Regions from separate parts of the Mus musculus genome. Here region 1 is linked to region 2. The links are chromatin loops, found by intact Hi-C in ENCODE. Cell type or tissue: left cerebral cortex. All regions are shown on one strand.

What was found. Hi-C counts contacts between places; a loop is a spot of excess contacts. Peaks named below come from ENCODE experiments on the same cell type or tissue, not always from the same donor. Only the 100,000 strongest peaks of a DNase experiment are listed, where the experiment ranks them.
Region 1: it touches region 2 in a loop (3.0-fold over the local background); 4 of 42 quality-filtered maps call a loop at or near these places.

What each region holds. Positions count from the first base shown.
Region 1 is chr12:40,443,946-40,448,945 of GRCm38, reverse strand. Zfp277 (zinc finger protein 277) reads left to right here and starts at 3,156. Exons shown (of 12, transcript NM_178845.3): 1 at 3,156-3,280. The coding sequence starts at 3,187. It overlaps Dock4 (dedicator of cytokinesis 4), which reads right to left and starts at 2,893. Exons shown (of 53, transcript NM_172803.2): 1 at 2,552-2,893. The coding sequence starts at 2,588. It overlaps Gm40406 (a long non-coding RNA gene), which reads left to right and starts at 3,287. Exons shown (of 2, transcript XR_872699.3): 1 at 3,287-5,000. In left cerebral cortex, CTCF peaks have their summits at 2,235 and 2,872; DNase peaks (open chromatin) are centred at 2,108, 2,318, 3,028, 3,475 and 3 more places; H3K4me3 peaks cover 3,912 bases; H3K27ac peaks cover 2,674 bases.
Region 2 is chr12:40,797,234-40,802,233 of GRCm38, reverse strand. Dock4 (dedicator of cytokinesis 4) reads right to left here. Exons shown (of 53, transcript NM_172803.2): 36 at 2,484-2,577. Among named protein-coding and RNA genes, the nearest start is that of Immp2l, 220 kb to the left of the region's middle. In left cerebral cortex, a CTCF peak has its summit at 2,823; a DNase peak (open chromatin) is centred at 600.

The sequences.
Region 1 (5,000 bases), 350 kb after region 2:
AAGTGTAGATTGTTTTATGCTCACTCATCAATTCATCATTAAAAAGAATTCCTATGTACCAGACTTGAGTATATATTAATATATCTATCTTTCAAGTACAAAATTTACAAGGATAAAATTTTAGTAATTTTATCCACTATATTACTTTATATATAATCATGTTATACATCTATTTGTATGAAAGGCCATACTTAAGAGGCATCATTACAAAAACACACACTATATACTGAAACTTTGTGTATTGTAAGTTACATATTTTTTGCAAAGAACAAGGAAATTGACTTCTATACCCGCTATGAGCCAAGCATAACATATATTCTCTGTAATAATAGGAAACCATAACTCAGATCTGAATTTTTTTTAAAGACTTTTCAATCTAAGCAGCTCCGAATACTGCTCACCATGGTGAGAAATGAAAGTCCACGGGTAAGTATCCTAGCAAAATTTTCATCACACACCCGCCTAACAGATGGGTTCTCAAAAACAACCAAGCATTCCGCAAGCCAAATGCTCAAAACTTAGTAATAAACAATGATTAACATTCTTGAGTATGTGATACTGCAGAAATGAGAACCTCAGCAACAATTTGGGGATGGGGGGGGGCAGAAGCTCGCTTTGTGCTCTCACCTCTCATCTCACCTCCCACCTCCCTTTCCCAAACAGGCACACCCTCTCACCTCCCTACCGGGCTCAGCATCCCAAGCCTTGGTGTTGGCTGCAAGCTCAAAACACTTGACTGATCATATCCGGTTGCCATTCCAGGAAATCCCAGAGTGGTTTTTAAGCCTCTGCCCACAGCTTGTAAAGAAAGGCGAGAGAAAAACTAATCGATATCAGCACCCAGCTGTGACCTGGCACGGAAGGAAATCTGGAAAAATAAATGTCATCCATAACCTGTATCATTTAACACTTGCAAGAACACAACCACTGGGATTGACTCTAAGGTGGACAGTGTTGCCGGGGTGGATCTGAGATTCCTGCACCAGGTGTCAAGACTGGTGCCCTCTGGTTCCTCAGCCCTCAGACAAGGAAATGCCTTTTCCCTTGCAAGGGTTATCTGATCCCCCCCCCCCCCAAAAAAAAGAGGAGGGAACAGAGAGGAAAACAACCTCTATCTACACCACTCTGGGAGAGCCCTTTGGCAAGAGAAGCTGGAAACCTTTCGCAAAGGTGGGCACACGACAAACTATTGTCTTGCTAACCAGTCACAGCCCAGAAAGGAAGCTCATGGAAAACATGACTGTTGAATCAGAGAGTCCCTTCAGTAGATAAAGTCCGATCCCTAGGCAAAGTAGGGGAGGTAAAATCTGCAGTGATTAGGGTTCCCCTGAAAGGTTTTACAGATTTTTTTTTAATTACAGGAGAATGAAGTCAGAGCATAAATACGTCTCTGTATCATATAAATTACTAGGTCCGTCCACAATAAAAACAAGAACGCCAATCGGCAGAACGGGGCATTATAGGAAATGAAGATTGTCAGTAAAATCTATAATGCTTTCTTTCTGTTAGACCTTCTGGGAGGTTATAATTGCATTTGGCCAATTCGGGCTTGTCAGTGAGCCTGGCTTCTTAATAGTCTCAACCCTAAAAGGAGTGACTGTCAAAGGGGGAGGGGGGTACCCAGCTGAAATCAAACAACAAAAACGGGAACTGTAATCCTACCGACAAGGGAGGAGGGAAGGGAAGGGAGCCTCCTGTATTCATCAGTCAACATTAATGGTCTTTGTTGTTCACCTTTGCACAGAACAGTGAATGCTATCCTGTTCCTTTTTCTCTCAAATCAGTGCCAGGGTAGTCCTCTCCTAAAGCTGCCTGCCAGCCTCTAAGAGCCAGGCTTTCTGACCCTCCTCTCCCTCGTCACTTTCCAGCCGGCCTCTATGACCCCCACTGCGCTCATTCCCTGGTAGAGAAGGTGGCCAGAAGTAAAAACCCTGCCAAAATCTCGGTTCCCCTCCAAGGACCAAAGAGCGCAGGAGCACAGATGTTGAAATTTACCAACCCCCCTGCTCGCAACACACACCCCAAACACCCGGGAGGCGAGGGAGGAAGGAGGCTACGTCCCGACTCCGTCTGTCACAGGGGCTACACTCTGCACTCTGGGAATGCCGACCCCAGCCGCAGGGACTTCGCGCCTCCCTACTGTTTGGGAGTATTCTAGCAGCCGGTTCCTGGTCTCCCTCATCACCCCGGGAAATCTTAGCAGCCCACTGCCAGCTCTCTGCCGCTGTGGGCCAGCAGGGGTAGAAGGGAGAGAAACCCTGTTGGCTTCCCCTTCCAACTTGACACGCAACACGCCCCGCGGCCGCTCCAAACTCCGCCAGCCAGCAGAGACCGGAGCGGCAGTCCGGACGTTCTGGGATCGGGTTCGAGGAGCGCCGAGTGCACGGTGAGGAGCGAGCCCCCCAGTGCTCGCCCCTCAGCCGGAGGCCGGTGCGGCCAAGCCCGGGACCCGCTGTGCAATGCCAAGACCTGGCATTTGCAGCCTGGAGCGGAGCGAGCTGCGTGGGGGCAAGGACCAGAGCGTGGTAAAAGTTCGCCCGCGAGCACTCACCCACGCCGTATTTCTCGTGCTCCGTAGGTATCCACATGGCTATGAAGGGCGTTGAGGGGCTCCGGGCTGTGCAATCCCCGCGCCCCTCCAGTGGCTCACAACAATGCACCGCTCCCGAAGAGCAGCTGTGTCGCTGGAGCACAGCGGATCGCGCGGGCTGCGGCGCTGGGCAGGGTCTGCTCCCGGGGCTCCGGAGCCGGCACTGACACTACACCGCCGAGGCGGAGCCGCCCGCCGCTCTGCCGGCCGCGGCTGCTCACAGCCCTGCGACGCGCTCCCGGGGACCCGGCGGCGCAGTCATTGTTCTGATTCACTGAACTAAGCGAACACGCCGGGGCACTCGCGGGCGCACCCCCGCCCGTCAGCGCCCGTCCAGCGCTGCCTACCCACTGCCTCGCGGCATGCTGGAAGTTGTAGTTCTTACGCTCCCGGCTCCGGAAGGAGGCGGGACTACAGCGGTTGGGGGCGGGGCACCTAGTTAGGCTCGCCACAATCGATTGGTCCAAAATGTGACGGCACAGCATAGGCGTGTAGGAACTCCCTCAGTGAGGCGGCATGCGACCCCAGGCGCGTTTTTATTGGTGTATCACCGCTCCGCCCCGCCTACGGCCCGCCCCTTTCTACTGTGCCAGGTAATGGCTGCTAGTGAGGTCCAGGGGCTTCCTGTGGACCCCCGGGAGGCTGGGGTCCGCGGGGTCCGCGGCGGAATCGGACACACAGATCATGAAGGTGAGTGTGCTGTCCCTTAGGCGCGGGTGATCTGTCTTCCTTCTTCTGTGCCCGAGGTGCAGCTGGCAGCCGCTCAAACCTTTGAAGCTGGTCGGCTGGGAGACCACCTTGGTGCCAGGGAAAAAGCCGCGGGCGGGACCCAGAGATATGGGTTGGGCAGACGGAGGTTGCCAGGCTGAAGCTGTTTTGGGGTGGGAGCAGAAAATGTGAAGAGCTGCCTTCCCGGCCTCTGAGAAAGCTCCTTTGCTGTCTTCCGGTTTGGAATTCTGTGCTTTGCACTTGCCGCCAAGTGGGTGTGGGTCAGGTCTGGGTTGCACACGTGTGACTGTAAAGCTGTGATTAGCCGCTATTTCCTGACTTGTAGCCCTCGCTCTCCCCGGTTTGCTGAATTTGGCTCTGGGAAGGTGTTTTATGTAGTTTGGGACCGGTTTCCAAGTTGGAGACTAGTCACGTCACGGCTCTCTAATACTTATTTGCTGGTTGCAGGTTGTAGTCCTCTTCAAAAGGAAAGGATGTGTGTGTCTCAGGTATCATTTGGCCCTGTAGCCTGGGAGATGTTACATTCTAAGAGAAAGAGAAAAGAGAATTAAATTCACTCCAGCCCTCACAGAATATTTAAAATAGGGTTTTAAAATTCATCACAGCTACTTTGTATCAACCTGACTTTGCTGCTTTCTTCAGTTCCACTGTAGAGACCAAAAGTCAAACTTTCATCATAGACTACCTTTTCTTTTGGTCGCGCTCCACTCCCCACCCATTTTGTTTAAGTGTTAATTTTGGGGGTTAATTTGGGTTCTCAGTCCTTGTTGATGTTTTTTCCATTTAACCTTCACAGCTTTTTATCTCAGTAGCAGGGAAATAAAAGTGCAATTTCTTCCCACTTTCCATGAGTGAGATTCCTATCAATGGGTTTGCCATATATCCCGTACTTATGTTTTTCCAGATCACCAAAATTCCACATTTTAAGATATAAAGTTGGAAGCTTTAATAATTTGGCGGGGGGGGGGGGCGTTGTTTATGGTTTTTGTTTTTGTGGGGGTTTTGGTTGGTTGGTTGGTTAGTTTTGGTTTTTAGAGACAGAGTTTCTCTGTGTAGCTCTGGCTGACCTGAAACTCACTCTAAACCAGGCTGGCCTCGAACTCAGAAACCCGCCTGCCTCTGCCTCCCAAATGCTAGGATTAAAGGCGTGCGCCGCCACTGCCCGGCTTCTTCTCCTCACTGATAACTTTTTCTCACGGGTTAATTTATTTGAAAACTTGAAAATACCTCTAAAGCATAAATAATTACCTTACACTTAGAATTCATTACAAATATTTCAAGCACTTCATTCAGAGGTCTGTAGATTAAAAAAATAATAATAATAGTAACATCCACTACACAGTTCCACTTATAAAGACAAAAGTGATGCATATTTTATAACATAGTCCTTTATAATATGCATTGTATACCCCATTTTAAAATAAGAGGGATGATTCTAGTAAACTCAAAGATCTACAGCTTTCTTCTTCCTATTGTTTATCAAAGATACTTCTATATCAATTTTTTTGTTACATTTGTTAGTGAATACACTCATGTTCCATAGGAAAGATATTCCATACTCTAGCCAGTCCCCTGTTAGTAAATGTATAAAGTAGCTCTGATTTTCAATAGCATTACAGAGAGTGGATTTATATATATGTATAATATATTTGTCATATATTATATACATAATATAGATGGA
Region 2 (5,000 bases):
AAAAGCCACCCCTGAAGATGATCATGATGTGTTTGGTTGCCTAATTTTATTTTCTTCTTTTTATGTCTCCTGTCTCAGACTTTCTGCAAATGGGATCAACCACAGGTCCCGGAAGACCTTTTCTCTTACAGAGCTGGGGCAGGGCTTCCGGTGACACAGAGCTCTTAAACTCTCTGGCTTCCTCCACCTTCCAACCTCAGCTTCACAGCCAGAACACTAAGAACTGGGAGTGCCTGGGCCACGGGAAGAATGGGGAATCAGAGAGAAAAAGGAGTTTGAGAGAGACATAAGTAACACAGTAGTGCAGACCATAAGCAAAAACTGGAGACCTGCCTTGGGTGGTGCACATGCAGAGAACTGGAATGTAGTACCGAGGTCTTAAAAATCAGACATTAGAATCATAACCTCTAGATGGTGGCACAGGACCTGAGCTTTAAACGTAACTGGACTGATTGCCAAAATTAAAAATAACAATTTTGACAGAATGCTGAATCTAGTAACATAATGTTCAAAAGGTCCAGGATGTAATCTAAAATTACTTGGCATTCAAGAAACCACAGAACTAAATAACTATCCAAGGGAAAAAGCAATTAACAGATGCCAACCCCACGATGACTCACATCTTGGAATCTTAGACTAGGAAGCAGCTATTGAAACCATGCTCCATGTAGTGAATGTGAACACTCCTGAACAACTGAAAAGGTGAATTCTTTGCATAGAAACTGAAGCTATGAGAAGAAAACAACAACACGAAATTTTTAGAATGGAATGGTAACAAAATAAACATTTCAGCAGAGAGACCCAATTCAAGTCAGCTGAGTGAAGATGACCGAAAGCATCTGTGGGCTTGACATAAAGCAAAGTTAACTAACTGCCCTAAACCATGGTCAGAAGTGAAGTTGCAGGGGGCTGGGAGGTGGGGGGGGGGGATGGCAGAGTCTCAGGACTCAGGGAACAATGACCAGAGGCCAAATACTCATTCCACGGCAGTCCTAGAAGAAAGGATTGGTATGTAAAATATATTTTGAGAAGATAATGCCGAAAACCTTTTCAGATTTGATGAAGGGAATAGATTTCTAGATCCGAAGAGCATGGCAATACCAAACACACTAAGCTTCGAGAAAACCATGTCTATGTATGTCATCATCAAACTACCGAAGACCAAATACAAATTCTCAAAAGCAACCAGAAAACACCATACAATCAGTCATTAAAAGATTATATACTTCTCACCACACGCAGGGAGTCCAGGAGATAATAACAACACTTTTGCAGTGTAAAAATGAAAGAACCATTCACTTAAAATTCCAACTACAGCACACATGGCTTTCAGAGATGAGGGTGTGCTATGGTTGGGTTCAGCAATGTCCATCAAAGCCCTGTGTGTTAAAGCTTGGTCCTGGGTTCGAGAGAAAGCTCAGGAGTTAAGAATACTTGTTCTTCCAGTAGATCTGACTCCCATTCCCAGGATTCAAGTCGGGTGGATCACAACCACTTGTAATTCTAGCTTCACAGGATCTAACACACTCCTGTTTCTTTGGAGGATTCCTGCACATGTACAGCATTCACTCACACATATACAAGCACATAAAATAAAAATCTTAGAAGCAGCATCTTGGTCCTTCCATCAGTGATGTGGAGAGATGGCTGGAAACTGTAAAAGAGATGGCTTGGTGGAAAGGCTTGGGTTATCAGTGTCATGCATGAAGTGACTGTGAGGCTCCTTTCTTCTTTCTCTTGTGTCATAGTCATACCATGAGAAGTTAGGTTGTACCAGGCACTTTCCCCACCATTATAAGCTACTTTGCTACAAGTCCAGAAGTGACAGAGCCAACTAACAATGGACCAAAACCTTCAAATTCCTGAACCAAAACAAACCTCTCTTCTTCATCAGTTGATTATCATATATACTCCGTTTCAATAACTGAAAGCTGACGACTACAGAGGGCAATAAAGATATCTTTACATGGAGAGAAATGGAAGAGAGCACCACTAGCCAATCTCTTAAGCAGTAAAATTCTTCAGGGCGAATAAAAATGTAGGGAACCAGAGAACTTCACAAATGGAGAGTCATCAAAGTAGCCAGTATCTTAGTAAACACAGAGCTCTTTTTACAAGTTCTTTAAAATCGGTATGACCATTCCAGTGAATAGATATCCCATATTTAACACATATCCTACAAGTACAGCACAGAGTAGGGTGTCTATAAAGACCCCATGTTTAAATTAAGACAGCAAACCCCCATTACAAGCGTGTTGTAATGAGGTATGTACTCCATAATGCCAAGGGCAATCTCAAAACAATCATGCATAGATGAAGTAGAAAATACAGCACTAAGAAGCATACACATAATTAAAATTCATTAAGGTTTTAGAAGAGACGTGTCAGAGTCTTCATCCCTAACTGTGAAAGGAAGAGGAGTTACCATAGCAAACGCATCAGTACCTAGCTCCCTTCCCCACCTGAGTCCCCAGCACTCTGACCTGTGAAGTTCTGCGCCTTGAGATGCAGATCGTAGAGTTTGTGGATGTAGCGGATATACATCTCCTCCTTGTTCAGCTCCGTCTTATAGAAGTTCTGTGAAAAAGAGCACAGACCTGCGTGTTTCCTCAGTATTCAGGCACACACACACACACACACACACACACACACACACACACACGCCCTTTTACATTGTTGAAGTTCCATGCCTCCAAGTCAAGAGAACACATGCATTCTTTTCCCTCCTGAGTATTGTTTTAATAATACAATGAGGAGACTAAATGACAGCGACAGATTTTCAACCTGACACTGTGTTAAACATCTGACAACTAGTGGACAAGCTGGGAATTCTTGGGTTATAATCAACAATTCAAATTTCTTCTTTCATTCTATTTTCTTTTTCTTCTAAGACAGGGTTTTGTATGTGGCCCATACTGGCCTTGAACCCACAGCCCGATCCTTCTGCCTCAGATTCTAAGAGCTGGAATTACCACTATGCCCAGTTGTTCTCTTGTTAGTTTCCATTATTCTTAGTTTAGCTGTCAAGTGGGCAATCAGCCTATTTAACTAAAATATTAAGAAAATGTAACAAATCACCTACATATTTAATATGCTGGTTGGCAGCAAGGACATCTTCTTTAATTTCATGTATACCTTTTTCTAAAGAAAGTACTCTCTAGGACATAAAGGAAGGATTATGGAGTTTTTCTTGCTAGGTGGGATTGCACATGCCTTTAGTCCCAGCAGAAGTCAGGGGCAGGCAAATCTCTGAGTCTGAAGCCAGCCTGGTCTATAAAATGAGCTCCTGGTCAGCTTGAGTTATACAGAGAGACCCTGTTTCAACAACAAACCAACCAACCGAAAAGCATCTCTCTCTCTCCTGTGGGTTTCTGTTTCATTTTGCTTGTTTTTGTTTTTGAGACTGGCCTTAGTATGTAGTCCTGGCTGGCCTGGAATTCATTACTCAAACTCCCAGAAATCCCGGTCCCTGCTCCCCCCATGCTGGGAGTAAAGCACTCCTGGCAGCTGTATTAAGTTTTAATGTTTCTTGTTTATGTTTAAAACACAAACCAGAGAATTTTATGTCTGCTTATTATCATGGAATGGGTTTACTGGAAATATTAAATTAAATAACCTTACTTATTTATTTATTTATTTACAAATCTGAATTTTACTAAAATTCTCTAAAATATTTTACCAAGTTTTATAAAACTCCAGTGTTTACTACCTGGATATACAAGCTGCAGGTACATTATGCAGTCCCTGCTTCAGACACATGAGATGATAACGTATTGTTGTTGGAGCTGATGCTACTTAGGATATGAAGGACACAGGCTAGTGCGGGAGGGGGCAGAGGGGGACGGACAGCTATGCACTTGAAAGAGTGACAAGTTTCTGAAACAGAAAATGCCAGGAATCTTATAGGTGTCCTTAGCTGATGAGTCAGTCAGGAACCTAATGATCAACTCTCAAAGGCGCTGTCTGCCCATTATCTGACTCGTGTGCATTCTTGAACCCAAGGACTCATATACTGTGTGGGCACTGACGCTAACTTGAATGCATTATTATTTCCAATCCATAACATTGGCTCTCTCCTTGCCTTTCATTTCCTGTGGATCCTGGCAGTCTTTAAAAGCCAAGTAAACAATGCTACTCAAACCTCCCTCATTATCATCAAAATCATTTTAATTAGCAAGAATTGTACCATAAACACAATCTAACAGCCCCACAGCAGGTTTTACATTATTAAAGGACGATCTGTTCTAATAGCTTTCTGTTAAGAAGCTGCTGCGTTCTTTCAGAACAAAAATAAGCGATCACTTTGTAAATGAATATTCCTCCTTAAAAAAAAAAAAAAAAAAACAACCAACCAAAGCCCGACATCTCCCCAGCTGGCAGATGACAATCTCTCACATATGTCTGCTAAAAACTGTAACACAGAGAACAAAATAATAATTATAATTCCTCCTGTTAGTCATGTCAAATAGTGTGCACTGTCACCAACTGTGAGTTAAGCTCTGACCGAACACCAGCAGTTAGAGGCCCCCTGGCAGGATCTGCTGCTGACCTCACAGGGAGGTAGTGACGGGAGCCATATTGCCACTAGCAAACATCCAAAACTTTCCATTTAGAGTAGGAGCTAAAGAGATTAGCTTCAATGTGATAAAGCTGGGTTTATCACTGCTGGTTTGCAGTTGGAACAGCTTTTTCAAAATGCTCACCTTCTCTGCTCTTTGTCACACTCCAAAGCTAATGGTGTTAGGCTCAAGTAATTACAACAGGGCCCCTGATTTATGAGGTTTCCTTCTTATTCCCCATAGAAGACAAGAAGGAACACAGTGCAAACTAGTCATTCCTTTACCAAAGGAAAGGGCCTCTTCTGTTGGCCCAGCCGAGGAGATAAGCCGAGGGGGCTGCATTACTATGTTCATCTCCAAAGAGAAGGAACTGGGAGAGGAGATGAGGGTGGCAGGGCTCCTTAGGAAACAGGAAATGTTTCTGCTCTGAGGTTATACGAG